2 separate regions of the Homo sapiens genome follow, and region 2 is linked to region 1. A link is an interaction called in ENCODE POLR2A ChIA-PET data of the cell type or tissue named here. Cell type or tissue: A673. All regions are shown on one strand. Each heading gives the region's core, and the rest is flanking DNA. Links, peaks and the distances in the headings are about the cores only.

The links. ChIA-PET counts read pairs that join two places held together with the same protein. Peaks named below come from ENCODE experiments on the same cell type or tissue, not always from the same donor. Only the 100,000 strongest peaks of a DNase experiment are listed, where the experiment ranks them.
Region 2: POLR2A ChIA-PET joins it to region 1 with 13 read pairs; 5 of 35 experiments call an interaction of 5 or more read pairs at or near these places.

What each region holds. Positions count from the first base shown.
Region 1 is chr9:129,633,769-129,636,667 of GRCh38, reverse strand. NTMT1 (N-terminal Xaa-Pro-Lys N-methyltransferase 1) reads right to left here. Exons shown (of 4, transcript NM_014064.4): 3 at 2,362-2,614; 4 at 533-1,460. The coding sequence ends at 1,204. It overlaps ASB6 (ankyrin repeat and SOCS box containing 6), which reads left to right. Exons shown (of 6, transcript NM_017873.4): 6 at 1-2,063. Among named protein-coding and RNA genes, the nearest start is that of ASB6, 6.9 kb to the left of the region's middle. In A673, for the core only: no CTCF peak of the experiment used is centred there; no DNase peak of the experiment used is centred there; H3K27ac peaks cover 391 bases.
Region 2 is chr9:129,549,079-129,551,977 of GRCh38, reverse strand. No RefSeq gene overlaps it. Among named protein-coding and RNA genes, the nearest start is that of LINC00963, 62 kb to the right of the region's middle. In A673, for the core only: no CTCF peak of the experiment used is centred there; a DNase peak (open chromatin) is centred at 1,537; H3K4me3 peaks cover 1,193 bases; H3K27ac peaks cover 986 bases.

The DNA.
Region 1 (2,899 bases), core at 146-2,645:
TGGAGTGCAATGGTGCAATCTCGGCTCACTGCGACCTCTGCCTCCCAGGTTCAAGCAGTTCTCCTGCCTCAGCCTCCTGAGTAGCTGGCATTATAGGTGCCCACCACCATGCCTGGCTGATTTTTGTATTTTTAGTAGAGACGGGGTTTCGCCATGTTGGTCAGGCTGGTCTCAAACTCCTGACCTCAGGTGATTCGCCTGCCTCGGCCTTTCAAAGTGCTGGGATTACAGACATGAGCCACTGTGCCCGGCCCCCATTTTATTTTAGTTTTATTTTGAGACAGAGTCTCGCTCTGTCACCTAGGCTGGAGTGCAGTGGCGCAATCTCACCTCACTGCAAGCTCTGCCTCCCGGGCTCACCCCATTCTCCTGCCTCAGCCTCCTGAGTAGCTGGGACTACAGGCGCCCGCCATCACGCCTGGCTAATTTTTTTTTTTTTTGTATTTTAAGTAGAGACGGGGTTTCACCTGTTAGCCAGGATGGTCTCAATCTCCTGACCTCGTGATCTGCCCGCCTCGGCCTCCCAAAGTGCTGGGATTACAGGCGTGAGCCACCGCGCCCAGCCCCATTTTATTTTTTACTTTAAATGCCTGCCAAGGAGCAGCCTCAAGCCCAGAGAAGACTGAGGCTACGGGGAACTTCCCTTGCTGCAGGCTGTTGTAACACTTTAAGGGCCCCAGGTCTCCACTGCCAAGCAGGACTTGGCACATGAGCACCCACCCCACAGCACCATCAGGCAGCACCCATGGGCTCCACCAGCCCAGCTCTGTCCCTCCCCTAGGTAAAGATCACACTGAAGTCTTCAAGTCCCCAGCAACCAAGTTGGGGGTGGTTTCCTTCCTCTTCAGGCAGCCAGGCCCATGGCTGGAAGGCCGGGCTGGAGGCCCAGGGAATCGGTTACTGATGTGGCCACCCTATTCCCACATGGGGAGCACCAGGAGCCCTGGAGCCCCTTCCACCCAATCCCATCTCGCAGGAGAGCAGGGTCTGGGCTCCTGCCTCACCGCTGGTTCAGCAGCACCCTCCCCGCCGGGTCCCACCTTGCCTTTTGAAGAAGAGCCCGCATAATGAGTGGACGGCAGACAGCTATATTTAGTGGTGCCTCGACACTCACGAACCGCCAGCGTGGCGCCTGGATCTTGCCCAGCTGCCAGCTCCCCCCACCAGGACTGTGGTTCCTCAGTTTCTCCTGCCAGCCCCGGCTCATCTCAGGGCAAAGCTATAGACATGGTAGATCTCATCGGGGAGGTTCTCCTGCCTCTCCTCGGCCAGGAGGCTGAGGCCTGCACTGCAGATGATCCTGCGGACCACGTCAAGGTCCCGGCACACGCTGCTGTCCACGTCGTCCAGAATCACGCCCTCCTGGGCCATGTTGTCTTTGATGACGATGATGCCGTTGGGGCGGAGGCTGCCCTTGCAGCGCCGCAGGAACTCGGCCAGGTGCTGATCGGTGAGGTGGCCTGGGGAGGGCAGAGGCAAGGTTACCAGGGCACCATGCAAGCGGATGTCGGCACTGGATGGGATGTACTTCTCAGCCCCGCTGAGCCCCTCATTTGTGCCCAGCATTTTGTGTGCACACATGGCCTCATTGGCTCTCAGTCCCGAGAGATTTACTAAACCCCAATTCATAGAATAGGAAACTGTGGCTCAGAGGTCATCTACCTAAAGACACATTAAGCCAGAATTTGACTTGACGGGATGGCTTACAAGTCCTGCCTGATACCTACACACCATGATGCCCCACCCCTGCCAGGCTTGGATCGGAGGAGTGAACCTGGGCTAAGAGTTTGGCATTGCAGGAGCTCCCAGAGAGACTGCCTTCCCTACACTAGAAGTCCCCACAAAGGCTTCTGAGACCACAAAATACAAGGCCAGACCTAGAGTGTCCACAGCAGGCCTGTGCTGCCCGCCTCAGGAGGTGGCCGACTGCTGCTAGCGGCCTGCCGCCACGTCAGCAGCCCAGGGCACAGCGCTCGAGGTGTGCTGTTAGGCTAAGAGGGTGCAGGGCTAGACACGAAGCTTAAACTATTCATCTTATTAAAAATAAAACCCTTATAAAACTCCTCACTTTGAATGCAGTAAGTTATTGGCCATTAAAATTTTTTCAACAAAAAACTGCACCCAAATGGATGGTAGCAGGTATTCAACTGAAACAAAACCTAGAAGGAAGAAATCTACCTTTTAGGCCGAGCCTGTCCCTCAGTCCTGGGAAGTACGGGGTGGGGGTGGGCCTGGGCGGGGTGGGGAATCCTCACTGGCCCACTTGCTGCAGGAGTGCAAAGCCCTGGTCCTGACACCTTATGGGGAACGCGAGTGGCAGGAGACATACAGGTGAGCAGGGAAGGGCGGTGGAACCCTCACCTATCACCCACTGGATCCAGATCACGTCGTAAGAGTCCGGCTCCGGGGTGAAGTCCTGGAGCCCACAACAGAAGTAGTTCCTCACCCTCTTGCCCTCCTCCCCCAGGTAGGTCTTGGCTTGAACCAGGAAGTCCTCCGTTATGTCGACCATATCCACCTCTCTGAACAGCGGCAGGAGCAGCCGCTTGGTGATCCTCCCAATGCCAGCTCCACAGTCCAGGGCACAGGACGTTCCTGTCTTGTTCGGGCCTTCCTGAAAAGCAGAGGCATATAACCTATCAGAGGGACCCTGTCACCGCACGTGCGGCCCTTCCTCACGAGCCCTAGGACTTAGACTCAAGTCAGGATTCCAGGACTCCGCACAAGCTGAGCACTGGTGGGGAGGTCTGTGCTGGCTGCCAGCTTGTACGGAGTCGAGGGGATGAGCATGGGAGGACACACTGCTGGGCCACACATTCCTTTATCTTTGAAAGTTCAGGTTGCATTCTGCATTCTGTTCAGGTTGGAATGCAGTGGTGGGATCATGGCTCACTGTAGC
Region 2 (2,899 bases), core at 286-2,785, 85 kb after region 1:
TGCAGTGGCTCGATCTCAGCTCACTGAGAGCAGAGGGTGGGGTAGAGTTGGGGACCTCCACCCCCCCGGCCCAAGTATGTTTTGAGTCCTATTTACCATAGCTGTGGGAACAGAGTGGGCAAGGGCTGCACTCCTAAGGTAAGTTCTGGAAGTGGGGAGGCTGGGGGCAGGCCAGGTAGGTGCCAGTGCCCCTGTGAAGTCCTCAGAGACACCCCACACCTCAGCCCTGGGTGAAGCCCACCTGTCATTCCTTTTCATGCCTCTCCCCAGTTCCTTCCCAGCCCCAGAGCACCTGTCATGACCCCTTTGTCTCCTGTGAGGTCCTTGTCTAGAGTTCCTAGCTGCAGCCCTAGGGCTTAGAATGCACTTGGAGCATAGTAGGTCTTCAATAAATAAGTGCTGCATAGATTAGTAAGGTGCATGGGAGGCATCACTGGGGCTGTGGTGTTCTGTTTGTTTGTTTGTTTGAAACACAGTCTTGCTCTGTCGTCCAGGCTGGAATGCAGTGGCTTGATCTCAGCTCACTGTAACCTTCTCCCAGGTTCAAGGGATTCTCCTGCCTCAGCCTACCAAGTAGCTGGGATTACAGGCATGCACCACCACGTGCAGCTAATTTTTGTATTTTTAGTAGAGACGGAGTTTCACCATGTTGGCTAGGCTGGTCTTGAACTCCTGACCTCAAGTGATCCGCCTGCCTTGGCCTCCCAAAGTGCTGGGATTAGAGTTGTGAGCCACGCACAGCACCTGGCCTGTTTTCATTTTTTTAGACACAGTTTCCCCCTGACGCCCAGGCTGGAGTGCAGTGGTGAGATCTCAGCTCACTGCAACCTCGGTCTCCCAGGCTGCAGTGATTCTTATGCCTCAGCCTCCCGGAGTAGCTGGCATTACAGGTGCGCATCACTACATCCAGCTAATTTTTGTATTTTAGTAGAGACGGCGTTTTGCCATGTTGGCCAGGCTTGTCTTGAACTCCTGACCTCAAGTGATCTGCCTGCCTCGGCCTCCCAAAGTGCTGGGATTACAGGCGTGAGCCACCGCGCCCGACCTGGGACTGCTTTTTTTTTTAACCTTTCTTAACCACTGGTGTCTTTGAGAAACCGATGAAATGTTTGGATTCTCTCCAGACAAATGCACCCCAAATGTGACACAGAATTTCAGGGACACCCCCCACCCAAGGTCATCCACAAAGCCCAGCTTAAGATCTGTTTGTCTGAGGGAGAGGGGGCTCCTGAGATCCTGGGGAGACGGTGGGGAAGGTGTTACCAAGGGGGACATGGGGACCCCAACCACCCCACAGCGGGCTGGCGAAGAGTGGGGTGGATGAACCCCTTTTCTTGTACTCTCTGCTCCAGAAGGAAAGGGGGCGAGTAGGAGGTGATCGGGGAGGAGCGGGAACACAGGAGGGAAAGAATCCGAGGCAGCGGAAGAGACCGGAATCGGAGGGTAGGGGCGCGGTGGAGAGGCTCAGCCCCGCGGAGGGAATCGGAGCAAGCGCAGCGGCGCCAGTGGGGAGAGGGCCGGGCCAGGGCCGCCCAGGAGGGCCGAGCGCCGCCAGTGCCGAGATGCCCGGGCCGCCGTCCAGCTCCGATCGCCTGCCGCGTTCCTGGCAACCGCGCGCGGCTTCCCGGCGGAGGCGGGGCCCGCGGAGAGGTTACATCTGCACCAAGTGCCTGGGCGCAGCCGGCCCGGAGGGCAGTGATGTGGGGTTCGGGTGGGGGAAGATAGGGGGCCCTGGAGGGGGCGCGAGGGCGGCCGGCGAGCCGGGCGGGGAGAGGGAGGAAAGGCTGCGGCGGCGGCGCGGTCCGGGCCCCGGAAACATTCCTCCGAGGGGCGCCCCCGCCCGAGCTTCTGGGGTCCGCGCGTCCCGGCCGGGGCTCTCTTGGGGGTCGCCTCGCCCGCTTTCCGCCCCAGAAGGCCAGTGAACCGTTCCCCCACGGCCTCCCCAAATCCCAGAGTCCGGCCGCTCCCGCTGGCCGTCCCCTCTCCCCCGAGAACGAGCCCGCCTGGAGCGGTCGCGTGGGCTCTGACACGGGCAGGAGGGCTGCCACTTGCGCCCACCCCCTCCTTCCCTCGCGGTCCGCCGGGTCCGCCCAGCTCTCGTGGGATTGGGCTGGTGTCTTCTGCACCCAATCAGGTGGTGTGGGCACCGCACTGCGTCACTCCCCTGCTCCCGGACCATCTGCGGCTCCCTATTACCACCTCTACATTCTGGTTTACAGCCTTGAGTAGGGCCCAGCACCGCGGGTAGGCTCGGGTGTCCCACTCTCCAGCACCGGGGGTCCTCCTCTCTGGTTGGGCTGTGGGTTGAGGGGCTCTGGACCAGACACCGGCCTACCCCGTGAGCCTCCTCCTATTTTTCTTTCTCTTTCTCTCTCTCCTCTCCCTCTGTTCCTGTGTGTCTGACAGCCTCTCTGTCACGCACACACATTGTATTGCTTCTGTCAGTAGACTGAATGCATTCGGTGCCACCTAGATACCAGCCAGGTCCTGGGCCTTGCACTGGGCCCTGGACGGCACCTGGGCTGAGCCGGAAACAGCCCCTGCCCTCTGAGAACTCAGGCCCTGGCAGGCAGAGTGGAGGCTGCCCAGGGAGGAGGGTAAAAGCTGAACTCTGGAGTCCAGTCAGTAGCTTTGGGTTTAAATTCCGCCCTTCCACTTCCTGGCTGGGTGTGTCCTTGGGCAAATTATACTTGGAACCTCAGCTGGCCCAGCTGTCAAATGGGAATAGAATTGTCAGTCGGCGCCACCTCATGGGGCTAGGTTGGGAGGGTTTAAGGAGATAACACCAGTAGCTCTTGGCATACACGGTCCCTTTTAGTAAGCTTCCAGCATGGAAGGAAGTACGAGGACAGAGACTGGACAAGAACCGAGGGTCCATTTGGAGTCCTTAGAATCGATG